Regions from separate parts of the Homo sapiens genome. Here region 2 is linked to region 1. Evidence: chromatin loops called from intact Hi-C (ENCODE). Cell type or tissue: B cell. All regions are shown on one strand. Each heading gives the region's core, and the rest is flanking DNA. Links, peaks and the distances in the headings are about the cores only.

Evidence for each region. Hi-C counts contacts between places; a loop is a spot of excess contacts. Peaks named below come from ENCODE experiments on the same cell type or tissue, not always from the same donor. Only the 100,000 strongest peaks of a DNase experiment are listed, where the experiment ranks them.
Region 2: a loop joins it to region 1, with 4 times the contacts of the local background. A loop is called at or near these places in 5 of 110 quality-filtered maps.

Annotation. Positions count from the first base shown.
Region 1 is chr1:13,760,646-13,768,979 of GRCh38, reverse strand. All of the region lies in intron 6 of PRDM2 (PR/SET domain 2), which reads right to left. Among named protein-coding and RNA genes, the nearest start is that of PRDM2, 65 kb to the right of the region's middle. In B cell, for the core only: no CTCF peak of the experiment used is centred there; DNase peaks (open chromatin) are centred at 3,826 and 4,794; H3K27ac peaks cover 4,084 bases.
Region 2 is chr1:13,660,989-13,669,322 of GRCh38, reverse strand. No RefSeq gene overlaps it. Among named protein-coding and RNA genes, the nearest start is that of PRDM2, 35 kb to the left of the region's middle. In B cell, for the core only: CTCF peaks have their summits at 3,263 and 3,466 (motif pointing left); DNase peaks (open chromatin) are centred at 1,412 and 3,422; H3K4me3 peaks cover 1,463 bases; H3K27ac peaks cover 3,322 bases.

The sequences.
Region 1 (8,334 bases), core at 132-8,131:
GAAAACAGCAGTTATCTACTGCATCAAGGTGCTCACATGCCAAAAATAATGTTTAACTGTGTACTTAGTTGCTGAGAATAAGACCAATGTAGTATATTCATTCTTGGGCCTGTACTGTGCGCCCTTATTGTAAAACTGATGCCCCTGCCACTTAATGGATCAATTTTGCTAGAAGCCCCCAAAGTCCCAACGCATAAATCACTTTACAAGGTAGACACCCAAAGGGCAGAGATGTGAAATAACTTGCCCAATGACACACGACTACAGTAGCTGTAAAGCCAGAATGAAAACTCAAGGGCCAGGAGCAGTGGGTCACACCTGTAATCCCAGCACTTTGGGAGGCCGAGGCAGGTGGATCACCTGAGGTTAGGAGTTCGAGACCAGCCTGGCCAACATGGTGGGTGAAACCCCATCTCTACTAAAAATACAAAAATTAGCCAGCCATGGTGGAGGGCACCTGTAATCCCAGCTACTTGGGAGGCTGAGGCAGGAGAATCACTTGAACCCGGGAGGTGGAGACTGCAGTGAGCCGAGATCGTGCCACTGCATTCCAGCCTGAATGACAAGGGCAAAACTCCATCTTAAAAAAAAAAAGAAGGCCGGGCGCGGTGGCTCACGCCTGTAATCCCAGCACTTTGGGAGGCTAAGGTGGGCAGATCACGAGGTCAGGAGATCGAGACCATCCTGGCTAGTGCGGTGAAACCCCGTCTCTGCTAAAAACATAAAAGCATTAGCCGGGCGTGGTGGTGGGCGCCTGTAGTATAGTCCCAGCTACTTGGGAGGCTGAGGCAGGAGAATGGCGTGAACCCGGGAGGTGGAGCTTGCAGTGAGCCGAGATCACGCCACCGGACTCCAGCCTGGGCAACAGAGCGAGACTCCGTCTCAAAAAAAAAAAAAAAAAAAAACTCAAGGACAAAATGTTAAAAATGTTCTTTCTCTTAATAGTTACTTCTTAATATCAATAATGACTTAATATGCATACTTTTTCTTTTGAGACAGGGTCTTACTCTGTCTCTCACTCTGTCATTCAGGCTAGAGTGCGATGGCATGATCTCGATTCACTGCAGCCTCGACCTCCTGGGCTCAGGTGATCCCTCCTGCCTCAGCCTCCTATGTAGCTGAAACTACAGGCATGTGATACCATGCCTGACTAAATTTTGTTTCTTTTTTGTAGAGACAAGATCTTGCTGTTGTCCAGGCTGGTCTCGAACTCCTGGGCTCAGCAATCCTCTTGCCTTGGCCTCTCAAAAGTGCTGGGATTACAGATGTAGTCACGGCATCCAGCAGCATACCTTACTTTACAAAGCACTCTACAGATCCATTATTTCACTGGTTTCAAGTGCAAGTGAAAAAAGTTGCATAAAGACTTGCATCGGCCAGGCACAGTGGCTCATGCCTGTAATTCTAGCACTTTGGGAGGCCAAGGTAGGCAGATTGCTTAAGCTTAGGGGCTCAAGACCAGCCTTGGCAACATAGTGAGACCCCCGTATCTACCAAAAAAAAAAAAAAAAATAGAAAAAATTAGCTGTGCGTGGTGGTGTATGCCTGTGGTGCCAGCTACTTGGGAGGCTGAGGTGGGAGGATCACTCGACCTCAGAAGGTCATGGCTGCAGTGAGCCATGATCGTGCCACTGCACTCCAGCCTGGGCGACAGACTGTCTCAAAAACAAAACAAAGACTTAAACTGCATTTATAGTTTAAAAAAAAAAAAGCAACAATCAAATTGGAATGCTTTTTTTTATTTCTATTTTATCCTGTGCCAGAAACAAGTCAACAGCACAGAACCCTGATCTGAACAAGTATGATTCACCACTGAGTAATATCAATAAAACTGGATTTTGTAGTGAAATAGTTACCATACAAAGACATTCAACAGCCATAATGACTATTTTCTAAGACTATGTATAGCATTATACCACTGATGCCTGGGATATGAGTTACAAAATTAAAATTGCCTAAAGCGTCACATGAAAAATTTAACCTAGGTCTGGACTATGTTCTACTAGCCTAATAAATTGGACAGACACAGTAGGAAATTCTAGAGAATAATGTTTCACCTTAAAATGTTCAGGCAGTAGAGAGAATGCAAAATTCTGGGAGCCTTGCTCAAGTTACATTAAAAATTCATCACAACAGTGAAGGCTCATGCATTTGGTGATTTAAATGAATTAAATTTAAAACTATATGTAACTCTAGATGTGCTGCCTCCTCACTGGGGAGCTATCCAACTCTGAAGGATAAAATCAGAATTAAATATCTGTGCACAGAAGTTAGGTCCATCCGATCTTCACTTGGGGAGCTTCACAGTTGGTTCCAAAGCAGACAAGACTCCAACTGGGAGATTTCCACAGCTGTACCATGAATGGTCATCGAGGACACGGGCTTCCCAACAGGGCTGATACCAACTCACCAAGGTGGGTTGTGCCTGCTGCCTCCAGTTCCTCTGCCCTCCATCAGTCCTTCATCCTTGCAACTGAATTTCCACCCTCTCTACTCTACAGGCATCCAATTCCCATGGCTATCACTAATACCATAATTACAAAACCCAACAGTTCTTCAGGCTTTATTTGCCCCAAGTTTCTCCTTCACATTTGACAACTTGGTATTTCTTTCATTCTTAGAATTCCTCGTCCCAGCCTTAAGACACTACTATCTAGAATCTCACCCTTTTGCAGAGTCTTCCTCTTCTTCCTGCCCCTACATAAGAGGGCCCTTCCTAGGAAACTGAAGACTGGAACCATGCTTTCACACTAGGTTGAAGAAAGGCTTTGACAAAAGCATATGACTAAGCTGAGGGCACAGACCCTAGGGAACAGGGTAGATGTTGAACTCACTATGCTCAAGGCTGAGAGAAGAACCAGAACACTCTGGAGCAAAAAGAGCCTTGAAGGTCATCTCCGTCACCTGCACTTCAGGTAAGAATGAGCAATGCATTATAATATACAGCCTTTCAAATTTTTCAAAGTCAAAGGTGTCTTTCGTGACAGCAGGCCAGCTGTGGCACTAGTATCACTCAGGATACATCTGGTTTGGAGTAAAGTTAGAGTTCTCAAAGCAAGATGAAAAGGCTTAACTGGGAGGAGAAAAGTATAAAGTACATGTTAAATGACTCCTATAAAATTTTTAAAAATTACAATCTGTAATAGATTGTGTTGGTAAGGAAGAGGAATCGATGGATAATGGCAAAGTTGTTATCTTAAGAATGGCCAAGTGCAGGCCAGGTGCGGTGGCTCACGCCTGTAATCCCAACACTTTGGGAGGCCGAGGCAGGCAGAACACGAGGTCAGGAGCTCGAGACCAGACTGACCAACACGGTGAAATCCCATCTCTACTAAAAATACAAAAATTAGCCAGGCGCGGTACCACCGCGCCTGTAATTCCAGCTACTCAGGAGGCTGAGACAGGATAATCGCTTGAACCCAGGAGGCGGAGGCTGCAGTGAGCCTAGATCCCGCCACTGCACTCCAGCCTGGGTGACAGAGCGAGACTCCATCTCAAAAAAAAAAACAAAAGAATAGCCAAGTGATGCTATGTGTGAGATGGTGAAGGTCGACTGGAATTAGACCTCAGCTCTGCTGCATATGTGCCTAGTAGTTTAACGTTCTACAGTTGGGTTGATGATAGAGAGGAAGAGAGAAGCTGGAAATGGATACCTAAAATTAAGTTTTCCATAAGGAATTAACAGTTCATTTCAATATTCTTAATGTATGCTTTAATGTAAGAGAATGACTTGGTACTCTGGAAGTCATCAAATGTCATTAACAAAAGAACTGGGAGACTTGGGCAGAAGGACTGATGGGGGCACCAGTGTGCCTCAACCAGAAATGCTTTCAGAAAGGTTTGCAGCGGGGTGGGTGTGGTTATCAGAGGATCACAAGTGGCTGTTACAACTGGTCAAGGCGCGATCAGTGGCAAAGCAAGCCCCATAGATCTGAAGTAGTAAGACACTGCAACAGTTAGTTTTTATAAAAGTTAACATGCCATGCATTTTCTATAGTTTCCTTTTTCACTTAAAATAACTTTGAAACTTATCTGACAGTAAAAAATTCTGTTAAGCTCGTTTGGCATAATTTCAAATCTTTTTCTGCAGTTAAAGTCACCAAGAACTATCTGTAATCCTGGAGGCAAATTATAAAAATAAAACCTCTCTGGTTTTAGGTAGCTCATGGTATTAAAACACAACTCTAGGTTTTGCTTCCAACAGAAACAATGGAAAAGTTTTAGATTTTGCAGTTCTGCAGATTGCAGTATAAATTCCTGAAATGCTTGCTTCCCACCAGGGGGGCTGTTGCACAGCCTCTGCAGCTGTGGAGGCTGCAGGCTACCCTAACTCTTCCAAATGTCAGGCTGATAGGAGAATAGCAAAGATCCATCGGAAGGGAGTCCGAGCTTTTATGCTGTCAGAAAAAGGCTTTCAGTGGTTTTGACTGGATAATTCCACATCTTAAGAAAGGGCTTCCCAAACAAACTTCACCAAATTCAAGATAAGAAAGCATTAAGTTTCCTTACCTTCTTTGGAGCCTCAAAAAGTGTTGTGGCATGAACAAAATGATTTGGGAGAATAATTAAATATAAACAAGATGCTGACCTGTTCTACTTCATAATCAATTTCTAGGTTTCTTTCTCACGTTTTTTTAGTAGCCTGAAAAATGTACCTAAAATCTGAAAACCTTACATATAAATAGTGACGAGGCAACTACAAAATAAAGAACCTAATTCAACTTATGGACTCAGCCCCCCGTGGCTGAAAAAACCAAAGTGGGAGGTGTTGTAGAGGAGGTGCATTTCCAGTACCTGGCAACCCTGAAAACAGAAGAGACAGCCACGCCCTCGAGAATTGCTTACTCTCAGCTAAGAAGAAAATCATGTTTCCCCCTTTAAAGCCCATGACAAATTTTACAATACTGCATCCTGATGAATTAACTACAACATCGTTTTAAAATATTTTCAAGGAGTAAAAATTTGACATAAATATGAAACAAGATACAATGAAAACACTCAAAATTCATTCTTCACATTTGGTTACAGAAATGCCCATATGAACAATGGTCAAGCCACATGACTAATTAATCAAATCAGGCTACGATATATCCACAGAGATAAATTTAAGGAAAATCAAGAGGATATACATTCAGATTTTGGCAGGTGGCTCCCAGTGAGAGAGTATTGATAAGGGTATGATATTTCTATCTGATTGTATTTTCTCAGATGAGCACTTGGTTACATTACACACAAAAAAATGAATACATGATTTTTCATAAAGAAGACGCCAACAAAAGTAAAAACAATGAGATAATTGAAAATGTTTTTATTGGTTGAGACAAAATATAACACTTTAAAATTTTGTAAAATACGCAGTTTTACAAGTGCTATTTGGAAAAAGCCTCTACTTTGTACTTGGCCTAGATGGCAAAAAGTACTGCTCAAGTGTTTCTCTCTTGTCTACTGCCTACCCATAAAACTCAGGAAAACCGTTCAGGAAAAAAACCACAATCCCCAGTAACATCAAACCCACAATGGACACACAGTTATAAAGACTTTAAAGGGATTAAAAATACAAGAGATACCATTAAATAGCCAAAAATGCTTAGCATTCAAATTACCCTGTTAACCTTTTGGTAGACATCTTTCAATTCCATGCTACACATCATCACTTCAAACAAAAAAATCATCTGTTTCCTCTTTCCAAACAGCCACATACCCCATATTCTTTTTCCTGTTCACCGCACTTGGTTCTTATACCCATCATTATTTAAATCAAATATCTAATTTAAACAATCATGTTGAATGCCTGCCAGTATTAACCTAAGGGTCGATGTCTTGGCAGTTGGCTGTGATCATCATTCTTTACCTCAGCCTTTATTTTGCTTCTCTTAAAAATGCAAAGACTAAGCAACGGCATTTGAATATGCCACATTTTAGCAGAGGTTTATAAAAACAAGAGCATTTACAGAGATACTAAGCTACCTAATCACTCGGCCCACCATGAAATGAGGCACTTTTATTCCAGCACAGGTTTTCAGACTCAGCTCCACTGCTGCTGATCAAACAGATCCCACTGCTGTGGAGGATCTCAACTGTGCCCCAGCCACCTCCTGCCTGCAGCTGTGCCTCTATGAGCACTCACGGACCGACACATCATCCACATAATCGCAGGGGAGGATGTAAAGTTCCATCCACCAAGGGAGCCAGGTAAAGCCGGGAAGCCTGAGGAGCGCGCGCTGTGGACCTGGCCTTGCTAACAGGCTCTGGCACTGAGAATGGAGCCTTTCAGAAGCACACAATCTTCCTTGGTGCTGGTCTCCAAGGATTATCCCACATTGTCCTTGAGCTGAGGCTTTTCTATTTTTTGCCAATATAGGGGTAAAGTAATGACCACAGGGAACAAACTGAGCCTGGGAGGAAGGCTCACAGAGGACTAGGGCTTGAAACAGGAGTCCTTCCTAGGCCAGCGTCCAATGGCTGGTGGAAAGGGTCTCTCAACCTATGCACTCATTTCACCTGCTCCCAGCAGGTTCCTGTGTCTCCAAGGTTACTCGTGCTCCCTGCAAAGAGCTGACGCTAACTGAGGCGAGACAGTGGGCTAGGCTCTTGTCCCCTTCCCCAGTGTGGTGGTGGCACTCACAATAGTAGGTCCTCAAGGTAAGTTTGGTCCACAAAAACAGATACCCATAAAAGTGAAATAGCATGAAACACTGCTGCGCAGCCCTTGGGCCATGATTTGATTAACAAGAAATAATCCCATTCGAGGCAGATGGGAACCAGCTCTGATATATACTGGTAATACTGATCGGATACTGTTGTCAAAGAGAAGTAAATGAGGTAATGCACAAAACGAATGCCACACAGTGCCTGGCACAGACTCAATAAATGGAATCGATTGTAAGGAGTATCCACAGATGCTACTAAACAAATTACAGAAAGTGCACGCCTACAAATCTAAATTGTCGGCATATGTTCCTTCATATGAAGACAATGGCGTTCTGCTTCCACTAACAATTCCTAATTCATCCATTTGTTTTGTTCATTTGTTCTCCGCTGATTCACAGGATCCCACCCAGATATTATTATAAAAATGTACAAGTCCAATGAAGACAGAAGTTAGAGAGAATTCTGTCACTCACTCACTCATGTCCACATCAGTATATACTAATGCTCTAACAGTGTAAGCTGTGAGTGTATTTCATTTTTAAAGTCTGTAACCTACTGATTTTATTGCTCCTAACTGTCTCTGCTTGAGTTTGAAAACTGAACATACTGGTTCACTGTGGTGGTTCTTAATCTTTCGGAGAGGAGACTTCTGAGTATCAAGTAACACCTAAGGCCCTTCTCCCCAGTCACAAACGGACGTAAACACAACATTTGGTAGACAACACTGGGGGTCAGGGACTCCTGTGTTATTACAAAGTTAAGCTGTGAGTTTGTACAAGCATTGTGTATCAACAGAAGGAATGTACCTGTGCGACTGCTGAAAAAGAACTCCAACTCCTCAGAAAGCCCAGTCAAGATGCTGCACAGATCATCGGGACATTTCTTCCCGGAAAACTGGTATCGTCAAATTAATTAGCACCTTCTAAGAAAACTGTCCTTTCGTCCATTTGTTTTTTTCCTGATTTCACACCCAGAAAGACTGTAAAAAAAAATTTGTCATATACAGCCCTGAAACTGCTCCCACACAATTACTTTCAGGGCTGTCTGATAATTTAATACCTAAGAAAATGTTAAGAAAAATTCATTCACATAAAATCCTCTTATAACTGTCATGAGTGCTTTGGACCACATAAAGGTAAGACGAGCAAACAGTGAGACGTGTTTGCTTCTGCCCAGGCAAATGGAACAAATCAAATTCCAAGAGTTACCTAATGCACCAACCTATGTCACCACAGGTGTCCTCGTTTGGTTAACAGTGAAACAAGACAGCTTTTAAGAGAGAAGCAGGTTTCTTGCACATGAAGAATTCCTTAGTGCCACGATGTAGCTATTTAGGTGCAGATCCAAACAGGCCCTTTACTCTTAACTAATTTGAAACCCACTTAATTCACTCCACGATGCAAAAGGAAAATATATGGATTTTAAGAGAACTTGTTACACAAGATGGTGAAACTGCTCATTTTTTTTTTTTTTTAGAAGTGTGCCAACCGGCCAGAGAACGGCAGTTACCACAGAATGTATTTTGCTGGTGCCCACCATTACAATGGGATGAACCAAAGGTTGGTGTGCCAGGAATGTTCCTATAATGTTCTCACTTAATGCTCACAGCAACCTTGTAGGGTAGGTAGCTCATATTCCCATTTTATAGACAGAAAAATTAAGGACCAAAACATGGAGAGTAAC
Region 2 (8,334 bases), core at 72-8,071, 100 kb after region 1:
TTATATATCAAATAGTAAATCAAATATGAAATCAAACATATATTTATATATCAAATATTAAATATCAAAGCACTATTAAATATCAATAGTGCTTAAGTATCAAAGAACTATAATGAAGTTTAAAATATGTTGACCTAAATGCAGATAGCTGCCTGTACAGCAGAGCTCCACTAAATACCCTACAGATGCAGCTAGTCTGAGAAACACTGATTGAGGTTTTCGTATTGCCACCCTTCTGTCCATGGTGGCTCCACAACATTCCCTCCCGCTCTATATGGAAGTGTGTGTTTTGGACATCGGTATATTCAACTCCTTTTTTCACAAGTCTGGTGAAAAAAACTTTAACCAGATAGAAAAACAATGAGATCGTCACTTATATAATCATATTGGCTCTTTCACTGATTTATGGGCAAGTTTTTGGGGTGCTCTTTAGAGTTGCCTTCTTGAAATTAGCCACAATGCACACTCTCTGCCTTCCCAGAAGGGCATTATAAAGGAAACAGGCCAGGAACAGTGGCAAGTGCCTGTAATCCCAGCTATGTGGGAGGTTGAGGCAGGAGGATCACTTGAGCTTGGAAGTTTGAGACGAGCCTGGGCCACAAAGTGAGACCCCATCTCAAAACAGAAAGAAAAGAATACAGGGTCTACCGAGGAAAGGAACTGGAGCATATGTATAAAAACCTGAGCATGAGGCCGGGCACGGTGGCTCACGCCTGTAATCCCAGCACTTTGGGAGGCCGAGGCAGGCGGATCACGAGGTCAGGAGATCGAGACCATCCTGGCTAACACGGTGAAACCGTGTCTCTACTAAATATACAAAAAATTAGCCGGTGGTGGCACGCGCCTGTAGTCCCAGCTACTTGGGAGGCTGAGGCAGGATGATGGCGTGAACCCTGGAGGCAGAGCTTGCAGTGAGCCGAGATCGCGCCACTGCACTCCAGCCTGGGTGACAGAGCAAGACTCTGTCTCAAAAACACAAAACAAAACAAAAAAAACCTGAGCATGAGTCGGGCGCAGTGGCTCACTCCTATAATCCCAGCACTTTGGGAGGCTGAAGCGGGTGGATCACCAGGTCAGGAGTTAGAGACCAGCCTAACCAACATGGTGAAACCCTGTCTCTACTAAAAATACAAAAATTAGCCAGGTGTGGTGGTGTGTGCCTGTAGTCCCAGCTACTTGGGAGGCTGAGGCAGGAGAATCACTTGAACCCGGGAGGTGGAAATTGCAGTGAGCTGAGATCATGCCACTGCATTCCAGCCTGGGTGATGGAGCGAGACTCTGTCTCAAAAAAACAAAATAAAACAAAACAGAAAAAACCTGAGCATGTTTGTATGCATGAATGCTTTCTGACAGGGCAAACCCAGATTACATATCAATATTTACATTAAAAAAGCAGAAGTATCCTCCAACCCAATGAGAATTTTAAACCTCTTCTTGCTGTCACTCTCATTTGCACTTGAAAAGAGCTGTCAGTCAAAGAACTTTTTTTTTTTCTTACTGGAGAGATGGTTCTCTTGGAAGACTACGTTTTTCTTTTTTAGGCTACAACATACTTCACGACTTAAAAGTGCTCATTTTCTTGAAATCACGTGGGCTTTATTTTTCAAGTCTTGAATTAGACAGATGTTACTCTGGATAAAAATATATCCATGGGGAAAGAATTATTTGCAACTCAGAAATGATAACCTAGTTCGTTTGGTGGCAAGCTAGGGCTGATAAAGTAATCTAATGTATAGGGGGTTTTTTGTTGGGTTTTTTTGGTTTTTTTTGAGACGGAGTCTCACTCTGTTGCTCAGGCTGGAGTGCAGTGGCACGATCTCGGTTCACTGCAACCTCTGCCTCCTGGGTTCAAGCGATTCTCCTGCCTCAGGCTCCCAAGTAGGTGGGACTACAGGCATGTGCCACCACGTTCAGCTAATTCTTGTAATTTTAGTAGAGACGGGGTTTCACCATGTTGGCCAGGCTGGTCACCAACTGCTGACCTCAAGCGATCCACCCGCCTTGGCCTCCCAAAGTGCTGGGATTACAGGTGTGAGCCACCACGCTCGGCTGGCCTAATGTATAGTTTTAAAAACCATAGTTGTTTTGGTTAAAGTAATGCAGAAAGGAGTCCTTTTCCTGACAGCTCAGCTGGTCTTCCAAGTGTGATTGTCAAAATGGTAGGGACTGACTAAAAAACAAACAAACAAACAAAAAGAAAAAAAAAAAACCAAAACTATTCTATGCCATAGTGAAACCTAATGCTGAATTTTTCTCCAAAAAAGAAGAAAGTGAGAACAAGCAAACCCCAGGGCTGCTGGGCCTGTCTGCAAAGGGTGAAAGCAGCAGAGGAGTCTAAATCGAACTGAATTGCAAGATTTCAGTTCTAAGCATGGCACATGTATACATATGTAACTAACCTGCACATTGTGCACATGTACCCTAAAACTTAAAGTATAATAATAATAAATTAAAAAATAAAAAAGTAAAAAAAAAAAAAAAAAGATTTCGGTTCTAAGAGAAGTTCCCCACGCAACTACCCCAACCCTTTCTAGAATGTTGTGTGTTCTCTGCACTGACTCCAGGGTTAACACATATCATGGCTCATTTGTAGACTTGCCATGTTCTTCCTTTTTCTTTGCTTTAACAACAACTGGCAGATACCCTTTCTTTTTATGGGTACTCTTGGCACTCTGGTTCTTAATTTGGTTTGGGGTGACTCTGTCGGTTTCCTTTGGCAGATGGCAGTCACAGGTGGCCTGGAGCCTGGGGCACACGCAGTCCCACCTGGTTCCCTTAAGGACTCCCTGGTTAGTGCTGAGGCCTAATAGCCTTGAACTCTCTGCCTGCATCCCATCTGCTGCGTGCTCTGAGCTCCCTGAGATGGGGCAGCCATGGTAGCTGCTGCTGTCAGCTGTCTTAGAGTTGGGAATTTACAAGGGCTGGTTGTCCCTGCCTCCCCATTACTCTCTTGCTCCTGTTGGTGTCCACATGGTGAAGCGATGCCCTTGCACGCCCACCCCCATTCCTGCTCTTCATTATGGCTGTTGACCAAATTCCCCTTCAGGCACTGGGTCCACATCCAGCCTCCCTTGTCCACACCCACAGCCCTAAGCCCAGGGAACAGCTTGTAACGCTCTCATTTCACTGTTCTTTGAAATAACAAGGTAACTTGGTACAGTGGAAAGACTGCGGTCTTTGAAGTTTGATGGTTTTGTGACCTTAGGCCATTCACCAGCGGTTCCCACTTTGCAAGGTTCCGGTGAGGACCTGGAATAAAGGCTATTCCTGGAACACGAATGGAGAACCCATTTCATAAGCAGTGCTTTCTGTTTGTTAACAGAGGCAGAAATGACATTGACGTAGCCCTCTTCTTTTACTTCTGCTGTGAGGCAGTGACTGTCAGAGCCGTCTTAACTTGATTGCTCCTAGTCCGGAAGGTTCTGTTCCTTTGGGCACAGCAGGGCTGTTTATGTGGAAGAAGGAGCCCTCTGGTGGGCATCAGGAAGAGTTGCAGTTAATTTGCAATTTGCTTGTCTCATTCAAGTGGTTTGCTCTGTTTTTTTAAGACGCACAATCACTGGTTGACCTGGATGCTGCGAGGTTACAAGAGATGAAATATGGAGGAGGCCTTCAGGGAGTTAAGCTATCCAACCCTTTCGTTTTGCTGGGGACCAAAAGATTGCCCGGGACCTCCTTCAGTGCTAAAATCCACCAAGTCTTGGACCAATCTAGACAAATTGGTCCCTTTAGGACTATCCCATTCACTTTGATGCTGGGCAGAAACCAGGCCTCTAAGGGTTGAAGCTCGGGGCTGACGGTTTAAATGGGAGCAAGGGGCTGGGCATGATGGCTCACGCCTGTAATCCCAGCACTTTGGGAGGCCGAGGCGGGTGGATCACCTGAGATCAGGAGTTCGAGACCAGCCTGGCGTAACCCCAACCCTACTAAAAATACAGAAATTATCAGGGTGTGGTGGCAGCTGCCTGTAATCCCAGCTCTCAGGAGGCTGAGGCAGGAGAATCACTTGAACCCGGGAGGTGGAGGTTGCAGTGAGCCGAGATCACACCACTGCCCTTCAGCCTGGGTGACAGAGCATGACTCCGTCTCAAAGTAAATAAATAAAATAAATAAATGGGAGCAAGGATTGAGCAAAGGCTGGAAAGAGAATCAATTTCCTGCAAGGATGGGATGTAAGGGGACCATCAGATTAGAGACATGTATGGGAGGGGAAATGGGGAGCACTGGGTTCTTCAACTGTGTCTAAACTCTGTGATCAAGCTTCCTCTCCATTCCTCTAGGAAGTGGCCTTCATCAAAAGAAAGCCCTATGCTTTCAAATTTATGAACTATTGGCTAATCCGTTTTTCTCTTTTGGCAAGATAATTTCAAGGAGGTTTCTCTCTCCACCAAGGATTTGACGGGTGCGCTGTTACATCCCTTGGGGATGAAAAGGGAAACCCAAGTTGTCCTTTTCTTCCCCTAGTGCTTTGCTGATTTAAAATTAATATTTCCTAACTAATCACTAGAAGAGACTAATGATGGCTTAGTCATCAGGTATGGAACAGGAAGTAAAGAAAAGCACCATGCCCTACAGAAATTGGAGGGAAGACTAAGAACAGGAGACTGCAGTCACCTGGGCTGGAAATTGGCCAGGACCACACAGCTAACTCTTACCACTTAGGTGCAGATGTTTTCATGAGCGGAACACAGCAGCCTTCCAACTTGCTTAGTATCACTTTCCAAATTACTCAAGTGCCACCTTTGTTGCTCCTTGGAAGTTGCCCTTGCAAAGACTTGCCCAGTTCAGTCCCTGCCCAGTGATTCAAAGCTGATCATTTTCCATGGTAAAAAGGTCCTACTATTTACTCCAAGACTTTTGACTCTCCTTTCTATGGTAATGCTGTGCAGAGGAAATTTCTCAGGTTATTATTATAGAACGGTGGTTTTTCAACTGGGGGTGATTTTACTCCCCCTAGCTGCTTCCAGGGATATGTGGCAATGTCTGGAGACATTTTGGTTTTCACAACTTGGTGAGTGCTACTGGCATCACTACCCATAATGGGTAGAGGCCAGGGAGGCTGCTCACCATCTTACATTGACAGGACAGCCCCACAACAAGGAAGTATCCAGCCCCAAATGTCAATCGTGCTGAGGTTGAGAAATCCCGCAGGAAGCCGTGGATCTTTTGATAGGGTTGTGCAATCATCACTACAGTCTAATTTACAATATTTTTATCCCCCTTAGAGAAACTTTTTACTCATTAGTAGTCAGTCCCTATTTCCATATTCTCATCTCCCCCCAGCGCCACCTCTTGGCCCTAAAAAACCACTAATCCACTTTCCATACATTAAAGGATGATACAGTTTCTTACTTCACAGAGTAGTATCATCCCTATTTACAGATAGGGCAACTGAGACCCAGAGAGGTGAATGTCTTACCGCTATTAAAGAGAGGACTCTATTACTCAATCCAAGGCAAGAACAGAGGTCACAACAAACTTTTTCCGTAAAGAGTCAGATAGCGAATATTTTAAGCTTTATGGGCCATATAGTCTCCATTGCAACTACTCATTTCTGCTATTGTAGAGTGAGTGCCGGCATAGACAATATGTAAACAAATTGGTGTGTCTGTGTTCAGATAAAACTTTATGGCCTGTAATCCCAGCACTTTGGGAGGCTGAGGCGGGCAGATCACAAGGTTAGGAGTTCGAGACCAGCCTGACCAAAGAGACCAGCCTGGCCAACATGGTGAAACCCTGTCCCTACTATAAATGCAAAAATTAGCCAGGCATGGTGGTGGGTGCCTGTAACCCCAGCTACTCAGGAGGCTGAGGCAGAATTGCTTGAACCCAGGAGGTGGAAGTTGCAGTGAGGTGAGATTGCACCATTGCACTCCAGCCTGGGCAACAGAGCGAGAATCCAACTCAAACAAAACAAAACAAAAAAACCCACTTTATTTACAAAAACAGTTGAAGGGCCAGATTTGGCCTGCAGGCTCTAGCTTGTCAATCCTGGAATTAAACCATTACAAAAGGCCTCACATTTACTTGGACAACCCCCACCCCTAATTCCTTCTTCTGCTTCCCTAGATCCATCCTCCCAGATGATCGTTACCCTAAAGTTTGTCTTTATCACTCTCTGACTTAAAAAAAAAAATCTGCTTACCTAAGCTGTGTGTTGTCAAAACAATGTGTTATCTTCTTTTACTGGGTTTGAGCTTTCAAAATGTCATCATATGGTGTGTGGTCTTTGGCTTTTAAAAATTCAGTCTTACGTTTCTAACATTTATGGCCATCGTGGATTCATTTTCATCACTGTGTGTAAAATACTTCATGGGGTGAGCATACTACAAGTCTTGTAAACACGCTCTCCTTGATGGACATGTAGGACAGTTTATTTGCCATTATAAACAATTATAAAACAATTCCTCTAGAAGCAGAATTGCTAGGTTAGAGGATTAAAAAGCTATTTATTTATTTATTTTGAGACGGGGTTGCCTAGGCTGGTCTCGAACTCCTGGGCTCAAGCAATCCTCCCACTGAGGCCTCCCAAAATGCTGGGATTACAGGCATGAGACACTGTGCCTGGTTTTTTTTTTTTTTCTTGTAAAAATGCCTGAGACATGTAAATTACACAGAGTCTGGAGTCAGCGTGACTTCCTGGCTAATTTCCACCATTTCTAGCTTTGTCATCTTGGGCAAATTGCTGTGCCTGTTGCTGAATCCTCTTTTCTTTGGGGGGGTGGGGTGCCTATGTGAAATGAAGATAATAATGGTATCCACCTCCTCATGTTGTTGTGAGGATTAAATGAAATAATCCCCGTAAATCTGTTATTAGCACACTGGTAGCACAGTTTAGGAGTTTAAGGAGTTTTTTCCTCACTTTGTATTTGTCACATGACTTCTCCCCACTAGGCTGCGAAGTTAGTAAGGGCAGTGTTAAAAGAAAAACTTCAGCTGAATTAATTTTAAATGAGTTTAATTGAACAATGCATGATTCCCCAATCAGGCAGCCCCCAGAATCACAGCAGATTTAGAGAAACTCCAGGGATGCCCCCTGGTCAGAACAAATTTATAGACAAAGAAAGGGAAGTGCCATACAGAAATCGGCAGTGAGGTACAGAAACAGCTGGATTGGTTACAGGCTGGTGTTTGTCTTATTTGAACACAGTTTGAACACTTAGCAGTCTCTGAGTGGTTGAAGTATGGCTGCTGGGATTGGCCAAGACTCAACTATTGTAATTGTTACAGGTGTATACTCCTAAATTAGGTTTTCAACCTTGTCTGCCTATTAAGCTAGGTTACAGTTCGTCCACAGGGGCTCGAATATAGAAGTACGGAGTCCTTCCCAGGCCGTATTGAGTTTGCATTAACAGCAAACTGGGTACTTTATCTCAGAAACATCAGTATCCACCATATGTCAGTTTTCAAATAAAGGTGTGTGAATGAATGAAATGATGAATGAAGGAATGTGTGAATGTGATCAGAACTGTGGCCCTGCCAGCTGCAGACACAGGTGTCAATGACCTGGGTGTCACAGTTTTGAGCATGGGGGTGAGGAAGGTGGGGAGGCAGCAACCAGCGTAGGACTCCCTCCGACTGGGTGGAGTGACTGCTTTGGGTCTGACCGCATTAGTCATAAGTAATTCCCTGGACTTCTGCCTTGGAGGAAGCCGTGCAGGTTTGCTGAGGGAGGCCCTGAAAGTCTGACTCTTGGAGATGAAGAGTCTGTGAGCTGCTTCTTTCCACTTGTGAGTAGCAGATGAGCTGCAGAAGAACTAACCTGTATTAGTCCGTTCTCACACTTCTATGAAGAAATACCCGAGACTGGTAATTTATAAAGGAAAGAGGTTTATACTTATAATCATGGCAGAAGGCAAAGGAGAAGCAGGCACCTTTTTCACAGGGTGACAGGATGGAGTGAGTACCAGATGATTATATAACCATCAGATCTCATGAAAAATCATTATCACGAGAACAGCATGGGGGAACCACCCCCATGATCCAATTACCTCCACCTGGTCCCCTTGACAAATGGTGATTATGGGGATTATGTGGATTACAATTCAAGATGATATTTTGGGTGGGGATACAACCAAACTATATCACTCACTATCACAAAGGAACTCAGCAAGACATGGGACTTTAACATTTGCAGGTCACATAAGCCACTATCATTAAAGTACATTGTCACTAAAGGCCAATTACCATTGAGTCAATTACTTTTCAGAGGCCAGAGCACACCAATAGGAAGTTCATTGTGTGTTGGGATTTTATAAATATATCCCTATAGACACACATGTATAATTTCTCTTTTTTTGAGACGGAGTCTCGCTCTGTCGCCCAGGCTGGAGT